3 separate regions of the Mus musculus genome follow, and regions 1 and 2 are each linked to region 3. A link is a contact called in ENCODE Hi-C or POLR2A ChIA-PET data. All regions are on one chromosome and are shown on one strand. Each heading gives the region's core, a stretch centred on a gene start or an enhancer-like site at or near the end of the contact. The rest is flanking DNA. Distances are from core to core; before and after follow the strand shown.

What was found. Hi-C counts contacts between places; a loop is a spot of excess contacts on that map. ChIA-PET counts read pairs that join two places held with the same protein, here RNA polymerase II (POLR2A).
Region 1: POLR2A ChIA-PET joins it to region 3 with 22 read pairs in embryonic stem cell. The contact joins the promoter of Pald1 here to the promoter of Nodal in region 3. POLR2A ChIA-PET finds 5 or more read pairs at or near these places in 4 of 5 experiments (Patski and embryonic stem cell).
Region 2: a map of heart shows a loop between it and region 3 (2.3-fold over the local background). The contact joins the promoter of Eif4ebp2 here to the promoter of Nodal in region 3. A Hi-C loop is called at or near these places in 3 of 37 maps with a recorded cell type or tissue (all heart). POLR2A ChIA-PET finds 5 or more read pairs at or near these places in 5 of 5 experiments (Patski and embryonic stem cell).

The regions. Positions count from the first base shown.
Region 1 is chr10:61,381,932-61,385,668 of GRCm38, forward strand. It overlaps Pald1 (phosphatase domain containing, paladin 1), which reads right to left and starts at 1,592. Exons shown (of 20, transcript NM_013753.2): 1 at 1,361-1,592.
Region 2 is chr10:61,450,298-61,454,589 of GRCm38, forward strand. Eif4ebp2 (eukaryotic translation initiation factor 4E binding protein 2) reads right to left here and starts at 2,372. Exons shown (of 3, transcript NM_010124.2): 1 at 2,105-2,372. The coding sequence starts at 2,249.
Region 3 is chr10:61,415,000-61,419,281 of GRCm38, forward strand. Nodal (nodal) reads left to right here and starts at 2,973. Exons shown (of 3, transcript NM_013611.5): 1 at 2,973-3,496. The coding sequence starts at 3,301.

The DNA.
Region 1 (3,737 bases), core at 342-2,841, 34 kb before region 3:
GGAGCAAAGTTGGGCCACCTCAGGCCGGTCTGCCCCCACAGGAAACCGCGTCTGGTCAATGCCTCCCACCCTTCCCTCCAGCCCCCACGAAGGAGACTCTTCAAAAAGGAAGTCAGGGCTTCCTCCTGGAAGGCTGGCTCAAACCTCAGCAGCCCCAAACCTGCGCTCCATCTGACTGGAGGAAACAAATGGGTCTTTGGACACCACCACCACCCCCAAAGCAAACAAAATATGGGGGTGGGGTGGACACACAGAAGCAGGAAGTCCTTGCCAGCCATCCTACGCTTGTTGCCCCCATCCCATCCCCCCACCCCCGCCCCCGCCCCAGCACCACCGCCGCACAAGGCGAGGTGCAAAGCGGTCCTGATTAGTAATGCTAATGAGGAGGGTGGGGTTGCCTGCACCAGGACATTTAAACACATCTATCAGCAAAGTCACAGGACACCCAGCGAGAGTACCCTCGCTGCGCCGGTGTTTTGCAATTCCCTTGAGGAACCTCCTGGCATTTTCTTCTAGGGCTACCAGCCCAGGGCTGGTATCAAACTCCCTATCAGAGAACTGGCCAAGTGTTTCTCTCTTGTCTTCCCTTGCAGGACAGAGCCACAACAGGACAGAGCCCTTCCAAGTCCTCCCACCTCCCACACTGTCTGTGCATGGCCCGGAGCCCACAGCCACAGGTGCTCTGTCACTGGCTGTGGGCAGACAAGGACCGGCCCATACTCTCTGGCTGGAAGACCAGAGATGCCTCAAGCTCACCCCGGGCCAGGCTTTTGTGGAGTCTGATTTACAAAACAAGGGCAGCTTGGCCACTACAAGGAACTGGGACAGTCAGTGTCCCAAACACTACCTTTCTATTAAGTCCATGTCTTTTGGGGGGAGGGGGGTGTCATGCTCAGGCACATGAATGTACTCACGCTCCACGCACACCCTCGCTCACACCAAGGAAACCCCACCTCAAAAGAGACCAAACCGAGCGGCGAATCAAAGCCAGTGCCTGCCAGGCCCCTCAGTTTGCTCCCTTGCCCCTGGGCCTCAAGGGTCCTGCAGATAAGTCTGGGGACCCCATGCCGGGGTCACAACGCGGCTATCTTTCCTAACTTCTTCGGAAGCCCAGCCCAGCTGGCCCGGAGGGCTCCCAGGCCAAGAAGTGCGGGTGTCGCCACTCCATGTTGTCCCTCACTCCGAGGGAAGCCAGAGTACAGGAGATGAGTCCGGGATCGACCTGCGCACAACCCGGGAGCAGCTCCAGCTTTGAGAAAGCATGGTGGCGCCGACCTGGGGCAGGCCTGGGTGGCTCGGACGCCTCCGCCCCAAACCGAGGGACCCCGATCCTCCCTCGGCGCGGCCCACGCGTGCTTACCTGGCAGCCGCAGCTCCGGGAGAGCGTCGCGCTATGCGGCCGGGGACTGCCGGCGCCGAGGCGGGCTTCGGGCACTACCCGCGCGGGCTCCAGATGACTCCGCCCACCCTCCCAGCCCATCCGGGGGCGGAGGCAGCTCCTGCTGTGTCCAGGCGGCGCAGACCCGGCCAGCCCGGGGCCACCGAGGCCAGGATCACCCCCAGAACCCCGCCTCGAGTCCGGATCCCCCCTCCCACGCCTGGGAGGGCGCGGTCACAGCTTCGGCCTCCGCCCACAAGGAGGGGGTGCGGACTTAAAGATACACTCACCCCACCACGGTCGGATAGGCACAACTCCCCTCCCCCCTCTTTCAATCCAGCCGGTTCCGGGCCAGCATCCTCCGTCTGCTCGCCCTACGCCTGGAGGAAAACCCTAGGGTAGAGGGAACCTGCGGGAGAAGCAAGTTCCTCTTTCCTTGTCTGGTCGGTTCCTTCTGGAAGATACCCAAGGCCGGCTTCCAATCTCCATGGCTGGAGAAAAATGCTTAGGCTGGTGGCGCCACACCCCCTCCCCTACTCCAGGGCCCCTGTTATGTCTGTAGCCCCGGGCTTCCCCTTTCTGCTTCTCCTGGACCCCAGAATCAGCATTTCTCCTGTGCCACTTGAGCTCCGTAGGGAAGGTCTGACGCCTCTCCGAATAGACGTCGAAGGATGAAGCCCTAAAAGAGCAGGTGGTCACCTTGACCGCTGGCTTAGGAAAATTGCAGCTCCCAGTCTTTGGAAGAAGAGCAGCCCCACTACCCCTACCCAACGCATCCAAGTGGTGGTGGGCTCTGGGGCTCTGGTACCTGACCCTTGACCTTGGATCACCCATGGGCACTTACTCACCCCTGCTTAGGTCTCAGGAAAGCCTCTTTGATGTATGGAATGAGGTCTCTCTCTGTCTCTCTCTCTGTCTCTGTCTCTCTCTGTCTCTCTCTCCCTACACTGAGGAATATTTCCTTCCTGCCTCTACCTGCCTTGGCCCCAGTCAGAGCTAGAGGGTCCTTGGCACGCTCTGCAGGGAGTTGTGACCAGGATGAAGACTTTGCAGGCCTGGCCTTTAGCCAAAATCAAGCTAGGGAACTTGAACTATGCAGAAGGAGGGCCTTGCAACCCTAAAAGGACTCATTAAGGGTGGTCTGGCCAGATACCCAGCATGTCTGCAGCGGTATCTCATCTGTGTAATCTTAGCAGGTACCTATGTACCTATCATTGTTCACACACACACATACACACACGGTCTCATATATCCCAAGTTGATTTTGTTCAATATTTAGTTAAAAATAACCTAGAAATTCTAAATCCTTCCTCCTGAATGCTGGGATTATAGGCACGGTCCCTCATTCTGGCTTATGCAGTGCTGGGTGTTGAAATCAAGTATTCTTGTGTATGCTGGGCATGCAAACACTCTAGCATATCCCTAGCCCTCGCTATTCCTATTTTAATACATGGGGAAACTGAGGCCCCAGGACTACCTGCCCTCTATGTCAGACTCCCTTCTGCCCATCCTAGGTGTGTGAGGAAGAAAGAGAAAGCCCAGAGGGTTGCTTAAGGACCATGGCCATCTTGGCTCCAGCCACACTTCACTCAGATTGGCCTACAGTTCCTTAACTGGGCTGTGTGACCCCCACCTTCTGCATCTTTGAGAGAGATGTTTGAGGAGCTACTGAGCTGGGGACCAGAGGCCTAAGTAAAGTGTGTAGCATATTGTCAGGCTCCATCCTTGGGCACAGTGTTCTTCCTGGTTCCTTTGTCACAGCTCCATGTCCCCATCCACTCAAGCCCCAAATGGGTCCCCTGCGGGCCTGAGGACAGGTTTCAGGACAGTTTGCTCACAGTGCCATAGCCAGGCATGTGCAAACACATGGTATAGAATGCACACACAGAGAGACTAGAACATACACATACATGCACAGTGCCCTGCACTGTCCCGAAGAAACTGGATCCCTGGCTGTGTGCCTCTAAGGACGGCACTTGGAGAGTCAGAGCATGTGTGATCTGTCTTTGGTCCCCAGCATATGCCTGACACATCATCTTCAGTGAGTGAAGATGTGTTATTCACACGTGTCTCTGCTCTTGTTGAATCCAGCAGAGAAGCCCTCTGTGGTGGCCCGAAAGAACAGCTGTAATCACAGCCCTTCAAACTCTAACCAACAGCCTCACAGCTTGGTGGAAAGGCCTCAGGAACTAGGAGGCAGAGACTTGGAGACGTCTCAGGTACAGGACACAGGTACCTTACCAGTTCCCACGTATGCCCCTGCTCTGCAGCCCTGGTCGTGGGCTGGGACAGGGAAGTCCCATGAGCCACAAGGACTAAACTCAGGCCTTGAGGGTCAGAGTCACCCCCACTTGCTTCT
Region 2 (4,292 bases), core at 1,122-3,621, 35 kb after region 3:
AGAAATGTGTGTGTGTGTGTGTGTGTGTGTGTGTATGTATGTATATATATAGAGAGAGAGACAGACAGATGGACAGACATGCTCTTACTATGTCGCCTTGGCTGTCCTGGGCCCCTGGAGCTCACTTTGTACAATGGGCCAGCCTTCAACTCCCAGAGATCATCCTGCCTCTGCCTGACCAGTGCTGGCCACTAATCTGTTTCCTAAAAGTTATCTGTTCAAGTGGAGACAATTCCATCCAGGGCTGACTAAGAGCTTTCCCGACTTTTGTTACACCAGATAACACACACCAATAAATCCCAGCACTGGCAAGGCTAATAGTCCAAGATCATGGGTTTGGGTCCAAGGTAGTGTGGACCATATGGAGAAAAAAAAACTGTTTCAAGAAAAGCAAGAGGAAAGGAAGAGAGAAGGAAAAGACCATATAAGGAAGCTGTCTTCAGCCAGGCAGTGGTGGCTCACGCCTTTAATCCCAGCACTCGGGAGGCAGAGGCAGGCAGATTTCTGAGTTCAAGGCCAGCCTGGTCTAGAGAGTGAGTTTCAGGACAGCCAGGGATACACAGAGAAACCATCTTGAAAAACAAAAATAAACAAAGCTGTCTTCAGCAACTTAAACCACTACCCTCTCACCAGATCTCCACTGTCTTTCCTTAAACCTGGCTCTCTCTAAGGAGTGCAGCTTCCCTCCTGCCTGGGTCATTTGGAAGGTCTTTCCGGACATTTATGCCTTTCTGCCATCCCTTTTCTGGACCGGCCTGGCTGGATCCTCTGCCAACTTTTCTCCTAGATGTTTGCTTTGATTTTTTTTTTTTTTTTTTTTTTTTGCCCCCTTCCTTGTTTGGTTGGTTTTTTTGTTTGTTTTTTTGAGACAGGGTGTGACACTGTAGCACAGGCTGTCTTGGAACTCTTTTTTTTTTTTTTTTTTTTTTTTTGAGACAGGGTTTCTCAGTATAGCCCTGGCTGTCCTGAAACTCCTCTGTAGACCAGGCTGAACTCCAAATCCGCCTGCCTCTGCCTCCCAAGTGCTGGGATTAAAGGTGTGTGCCACCACTGCCTGGCCTTGGAACTCATTATATTGCCAGGGCTAGCCTTAAACTGCCATTCTCCTACCCCGTCTTTCTGGAGTAGTAGGGTCACAGCCCTAACTACCACACACAGCCTTCTGGACTGCTGTCTCTTGGTGTTGGCAAGGTCCCCTTACTCTGTGCCTTCCAATTGCACAAGATTCCAGGATGGCCAGGCCCACTTTTAAGTGATTGGTTAGGAGTCCTGTCTCATGATCAGCGATCTATAGACTGTAAGGGCTGCTAACCAAATCTTCACCCTCTAGCTGAAGCCCAGCCCCCGGGGTCACCAAAAGAAGGCAAAGTTCTGAGATTAGGGACAGAAAGCCAGTTCCCTTCATGAAGGCACCGGAAGAACCCCTTCCAGGCTCCTCCCTCTTAGAGAACAGCCCAGAAAAGAGACAAACAACCTTTGCGCTTCCTCCTCTCGTGACCAATTCAACATACTTTATTTACCTCTTCTCCAGTGATAGTAAACGGATCCCGGCCATCTTTTGAAAAGCAACTTCAGGAACCTCCCTTTGCATCGCTTTTTTCTACAAGCCCTTTCCCTAGGATCAAGCAACCTAACCCGACTAGTGTGTGCTGTTTGACAAAGCACCTTTAAAACCGCTCTTCGAAAGCCCTGATCTGAAACCTGACAGCGCCTCTACCAAAGCCAACAACTTCTTGGATACCAAAGGAGCTATTTTACACGTCCCACTTGTGGGAGCTGGGGCTCCCCCAACCTTTGATGACTCCTCTAACAAAGTAAACAATGCTGTCAAAGGAGGCTAACACTGGGCGAGGCATGCAGAGTGCATGCCAGCCTCGTCTCGGAACTCTCGGCGCAGCCAGACCAGTCATCTTAGGCTTCCGCGCCAGGTCCGTCTCCCCGACTTCCCTCTCCCCAAAGCCCGTAGGACAGCTCCAGAGGCAAGCCCCGCTGCGCAGAATGCACGGTCTGCAGCACACCGTACGGGCAGCGGGGAGGAAGCTGTTGGTCGAGCATGCAGTGCCACGCGCCAGCCGTGATGGCGGGCAGGCCGGGCGCGGCTCACCTCCCGGCGTTGTGGAGAACAGCGTCCCCCCGGGCGTGGTGCAGTAGTCCTGAGGTAGCTGCGCGGCGTCGCTGATAGCCACGGTGCGCGTGGGGATGGCGCGGCTCTGGCTGGGCTGGTGGCTACCACCGGCCGACGCGGACATGGCTCCGACGCGGGCTCGAGGCTTTGTGCAGCAGCGGCGGCGGCGGCGGCGGCGGCGGCGGCGGGGCCGGGCGGCTCTGGCTCCTCACGCTCGGCTCTCAACTCGCCTGCTCTCGCCCGGTCGTCCCGCTGCGATACCGCTCCCGCTGCCGCCGCCGCCGCCGCCGCCCGGTCCTCCGGCCTCCGCCTGCAGCCTCAGCAGCAGCAGGAGCAGCAGCGGCAGCAGCGGCAACGATGACTACCGGAAGCGGTCGAAGGCGGGAGCAAGGGGTAGTAGAGGGAGGGACAATATGGAAGCCGGACGTGACGTTGGAGGGCGTGTCTGAGGCGAGTGGGCGGGTAGCTGGGGGCGTGACTGAGGCAGCCGAAGGCTAGAGGCAGAGGGTGAACCCGGAAATCCGGGAAAAAGGAAGTGTTGAAGGGTGGAGCCTTAGGGTGGGCGGGACTTTGAGGGGCGGGGCTGAGTTCAGAGGAACATAATAGACTCCCAGTGAAGCTGAGTGTAGGTGATTAAGGCACGCGGGAGGGGGGGGAAGCGGGGTGTGTGTGTGTGTGTGTGTGTGTGTGTGTGTGTGTGTGTGTGTGTGTGTGTGTGTGTGTGTGTGTGTGTGTGTGTGTGTGTGTGTGTGTGTGTGTGTGTGTGTGTGTGTGTGTGTGTGTGTGTGTGTGTGTGTGTGTGTGTGTAATTGTTTGTGGTGTGTAAGTGTGGACTAACAGTACTTTCTTAGGGCTTACTTCATATTCCCATCTATATCTAACCATTAAAAGTATAACTCGGGCTGGAGGGATGGCTCAGTGGTTAAGAGCACTGTCTTCTAGAGATCCTGAGTTCAAATCAGCAACCACATGGTGGCTCACAACTATCTGTAATGGGATCCGATGCCCTCTTCTGATGTGTCTGAAGACAGCTACAGCGTACTCATATACATAAAATAAATAAATAAATCTTTTTAAAAAATTATAACTCTGGGAGCCCACAAGATGGCTCAGCAGGTAAAGAAAGGCATTTGTCACCAAGCCTGCAGACCTGAGTTCCACCACCCAGAAGCCACAAGGTGAAAGGGGAGACCGACTCTCCCAAGTTATCCTCTGACTTCTCCACTAGTCCATGAGCACCCATCTGCCTGCCCATAAATAAATAAATGTAATCAAAGTTTTTGTTTGTTTGTTTGTTTGTTTGTTTCGTTGGTTGGTTTTTCGAGACAGGGTTTCTCTGTATATCCTGGCTGTCCTGGAGCTCACTTTGTAGACCAGGCTAGCCTCGAACTCAGAAATCCACCTGCTTCTGCCTCCTGAGTGCTGGGATTAAAGTCGTGCACCACCACACCCAGCTAATCAAAGTTATTTTAAGAAGTATAATTTTAATTGCTCATTATTAAAGGAAAGCAATGCGTACACGATGAACTAAGGGTTTAACCATCAATGACTCTGAGGAAGGGCTCAGTAGTTAAGAGCGCTTGTTGCTGTTGCAGAGCACCGAGAGGACCAGAGTTTAGTACCTAGCACACTTGTAGTGGCTCAGAAGCACCCATAACTCCAGTTCAGGGAATCTGACCTACCTTATCTTCTGATCTCTGCAACACCAGGCAGAGATGTAACATGATGTAACATGATGCATTTACATATATGTAGACAAAGCACTACAAGAAATAGCAGGATAAGCCGGGCATGGTGGCGCACGCCTTTAGTCCCAGCACTCGGGAGGCTGAGGCAGGTGGATTTCTGAGTTCGAGGCCAGCCTGGTCTACAGAGTGAGTTCCAGGACAGCCAGGGCTACACAGAGAAACCCTGTCTCAAAAAAAAAAAAAAAAATAGCAGGATGGTTAGGAGTGTAAGGTTCACCTAAGCTTCACAACTAGTTTGAGGCCAGCCAGGGATACAAGAGACTGTCTGAAAAACTAATGAAAAGAACAAGATGAGGAGACAGGTCCACTTGTAAGATTGCTTACTATGTAAGCATCAGGACTTGAGTTCAATTCCCATCATCCACATAAAAAAAAAAAATTTTTTTAAAGTCCAGACATTCCAGCACTTGGGAGGCAGA
Region 3 (4,282 bases), core at 1,723-4,222:
GACCTGCCTCTCCCTCCTGATGGCTCTGTCTAGTGTCTCCTGGGCCCCCAGCACAGCACTTCTAAGCATTCACTCTGCTTCAGGTGTCTTGGACATGGGGTAGATGATGAAGTGGATGGAAGTTTCCAGCAGAATGGCCGATGTGTGTGTCTCTCCATAATTAGCCACTGTTATTACCATTAACTTCAGTTCTTACACTTTCCATGTGCCACACCAGACAAGAGATACAGGATGCCAAAACGTAACCATTCATTTCAAGAACCTTCTAGGGCTGGTGAGATGGCTCAGCAGTTAAGAACACTGGCTGTTCTTCCAGAGGTCCTGAGTTCAATTTCAGCACCCACATGGTGGCTCACAACTATCTATAGGAGGAACTGATGCCCTCTTCAGGCAGGTGGATGTATATGCAGTAGAGCATTCATACATGAAATAAATAAAAAGAAAAATAAAAAGAAGAAGCTTCTATCCAGTACTGAAGGTACATCAATCACCTTTATCGTTCCTTCTCAGATCTTGATGGGTAAGTCTGCCCTTAGCCACCTGGACCTCCCAGGAGGTGAGAGGCTGGCAACCCCAGGTTTTAGAATCCCCATCTCTTCAGCATCACTCTGCACGGTCATGCTTGCTGTTCTTGTTTTTATTAGTCCGGATCTCACCATGTAGCCCGCTGGCCTGGCATGCCACCTGCAACTCACCCCTGGAACTTGCTACTTGGGGTCAGGCTGGCCTTGAACTCAGAGGGATCCTCCGGCCTCTGTCTCTCAGAGTGCTGGGATTAAAATCATATCCCACAATGCCTAGCAAGCTGTCATTGTCTGAGTTGTACATGCTAGGACCCAGGGGCCATTGGCCTCTGGGGAGAGGTCTGCTGCAGAAGGCAGGACCTCCTTGTTCCCTACACTATAAGCATCCAGATGTTTGTTTAATTCTTTCATCAGGGTTCAGAGCCTCCCATGCACTTCAGCTTTAAGTGGGTAGGAGGAGATCTCGCCAGCTGTTTTACTGGGGACACATCCTACTAGGTAACTTGGCCCACCCAGGTTTCCAAAGCCTTCAGATAAGAACCCCTGGGGTGCTCGATGAATATGTAGATAGCCACGCCCTCTCTCCAAATTCCACTTCTGAAGTCCGGAGGGAATTTTGGGGCTTAACAAACAGTTCAGGAGACAGCGTCCTTGGGCAAGTCCACACAAGTGCTCTGCACTGTTGTGGGCGTGGGGCTGGGGCTGGGGCTGGGGCTCAATTCCTATTGTTTTTACTTAGCACGCAGGAGACCGCTGGTTCAAGCCTCAATATCACAGAAATCAGGGCACACGTAATGAGTAAGTAGGAGGTAGATAGAGGATCGCAAGAGGAGCGATCCGATTCTGAGGTCATCCTCAGCTACAAAATGAGTTCGAGGCTAGCCTGGGCTACACAAGACCCTGTTTAGGGTGGGGTGGGGAGCTTAAGACTAGACTACGGTATTGAATGGGAGGGCAGAATAAGCCAACTGGTAGTTCATCAGGATAGTCAGGGTGCCTGCAACCTCAGGCTCCTTTCAGCTGTTTAGAGCAGTTCCTACAGGATCACGCAGGTCTGCGGGCCCTGTGTGTCTCCCTCTGCTTCCAGCACCTGCTCATCCCGCAACTTGTGAGAGCGCCCAAGTGGGTAAAGTACCCAGCACATAGTAGGTGTTCAGTAAATGTTAGGCAGCTGCTAATGTGCTAGTTGGAGGCTTGAAGGGGGCAGGGTGGGGGTGGGGAGTAACTAAGAGAAAACTAGTCATGGAGGAGGAAAACATGGGGGCGGACTTTGGGACAGGAATTTACATTTCTTTAAAGGTAATTTCTATCCCGCCTTCCCTTTTGAAAACACAAAGGCTAGGATCTTTCCATCCTGCAAATTCTCTTCTCAATGGCTCCCTTCCTAAGAACTCAATCATTTATGCAGCGTGAAAGAATGACCACCCCTTGCCCTACCACCCCTTACCCTAAGCCTTACGCGTATGGCATATTTGTTACATTGAATTTCCTCATAAACAAGAAATATGACTGAGGACAGTTACTTTGAGAAAAACCAAAGACATTTAATTCTGTCTTGGGCAGACAAAGTCAGCAGGTCTGGAGAGTGACTGAGATGTCCCAGGGCTCTGCCCCGCAGGCAGGAGATGCAGCCAGCAAACCTCCAGCTTTTCTTTTCCACCTTCAAAAACTCCCATAGCAAGCAGGTAAGGACCTGTCACCCTCAAACCACCAAGAATCAAGATTCCCTATAGCTGGGCCTTCAGCTTCCAGTAATTATTCCCCTTGCTCCCCAGGAGGGCACTTTGGTATTTGAAGCTGGCATTTGTCACCAAGAACAAGGTCCCTAGAGCTCATCTTTTGTTTTGTTTTGTTTTGTTTTGTTTTTCGAGACAGGGTTTCTCTGTGTAGCCCTGGCTGTCCTGGAATTCACTCTGTAGACCAGGCTGACCTCGAACTCAGAAATTCACCTGTTGGGCTGGTGAGATGGCTCAGTGGGTAAGAGCACCCGACTGCTCTTCCGAAGGTCTGGAGTTCAAATCCCAGCAACCACATGGTGGCTCACAACCATCCGTAACGAGATCTGGCGCCCTCTTCTGGAGTGTCTGAAGACAGCTACAGTGTACTTACATATAATAAATAAATAAATCTTAAAAAAAAAGAAATTCACCTGTCTCTGCCTCCCGAGTGCTGGGATTAAAGGTGTGCGCCACCATACCCGGCTAATCTTTGTTCTTTCAAATTCTCAATAACCCCTAGTTACCTAGGGGCCTTGCCAATGAAGGATGTAGCTCAGGCTAGCCTGGTGCTACCCAGAAGAGAGGACTGGCCCCTAGCCCAGCACTCCCTACCTGTTTTTGGATGAACTGGAGAGGACCGCGAGGGGTCCAGAAGAGGCAGAGTAAGGAAGCCATTATTGTGGTTCTGGGGTTGAAGCCAGCCAGGGCTCCAACACACCTCTAGCTCATCAAGCTTCACTCGGAGCAAGCCTTAGCCCGCTGTCTCAGCAGGGAGACTTCCCGAGGTAGAGGGGCAAGGTGCGGGGCGGTTTAGACTCAGAGTCTGTATGCACCCCTAACTCCCCCCCCCCCCCCCCGCCACAATTTCTCTGTAGTCTTTCTCAGCACATCACACCTCCCCTCAGCAGGGGCTCCCCTGCCCTGCCCCTCCAGGGTGGTTATAAGTTCTTAACCTATAGGTTATAGGCCTCTCCGGAGGGAGGGAGGGAAAGGGGCGGGGCGGCGGCGGCTCAGATATAAGGGACCCTGGTGTTGTTTGCGGGTCCAAACAGCCCACCATGAGTGCCCACAGCCTCCGCATCCTTCTTCTTCAAGCCTGTTGGGCTCTACTCCACCCGCGCGCCCCGACCGCGGCCGCTTTGCCTCTGTGGACACGGGGGCAGCCCTCGTCACCGTCCCCTCTGGCGTACATGTTGAGCCTCTACCGAGACCCGCTGCCTCGGGCGGACATCATCCGCAGCCTCCAGGCGCAAGGTAGGCTGCAAGCCTGGCCTCGCCAGCACTTAAGGGCTCACGGCCGGGAGGCGCGCGATGGTTGCAGCGGGGACTGAGCATCAAGAATCGTCCAGAGACTGGGATTAATTGTTTCTCCGTGGGCAGGCTCAGCACAGCGCTAGTGGCGCGATCGGAATGGAACCAGGGGCCACCGCCTTTCCGGTCGGTCCTACCTCTAATGGTAGAGGGTAAAAAGGGTAGGGCGTGGGCCGGATTGCGCCACTGAGCACCTGCGAGTCTCAGTTTGCCCATCTGTAGTTTAGAAATCGTAAGACCTTTTTGATAGACTTATAGAAGGGACTAGGTGACAACGCCCCATCTCCCCCAGAAACGCTCTGCCCAGAACCGGGCGTAAAATAAAACAAGTCGTTACTGGTTTTATCCCGGTTGCAGCAAGTGACACCAGGAACTAGGGCTCAAAGATCCGAAATTAGAGATCGGGTGTAGAAAGTCCAGAACTCAGGCAACTCTCGTGGTTGGGCGGTGTCAGGTGTCCTTGGTGACCAACAGGCTCGGAACCTACTTGGATCGAGGTGTTCGTGTGTGTGTGTGTGTGTGTGTGTGTGTGTGTGTGTGTGTGTGTGTGTGTGTGTGTGTGTGTGTTTGACCCAGCGACCTGAGTGATGCTCACCAGAGTAGGCCGACAGGTGGGTGCCCAGGAGAGGGAGTTCGGACTCAGGACTACCTTCCTGGGCGCAATCAACATCTCGCCTCTTGGGCAGCTTGGCCAGCCCGCTCCTCTGTCCTCTGGGGCCAGACGGCCCT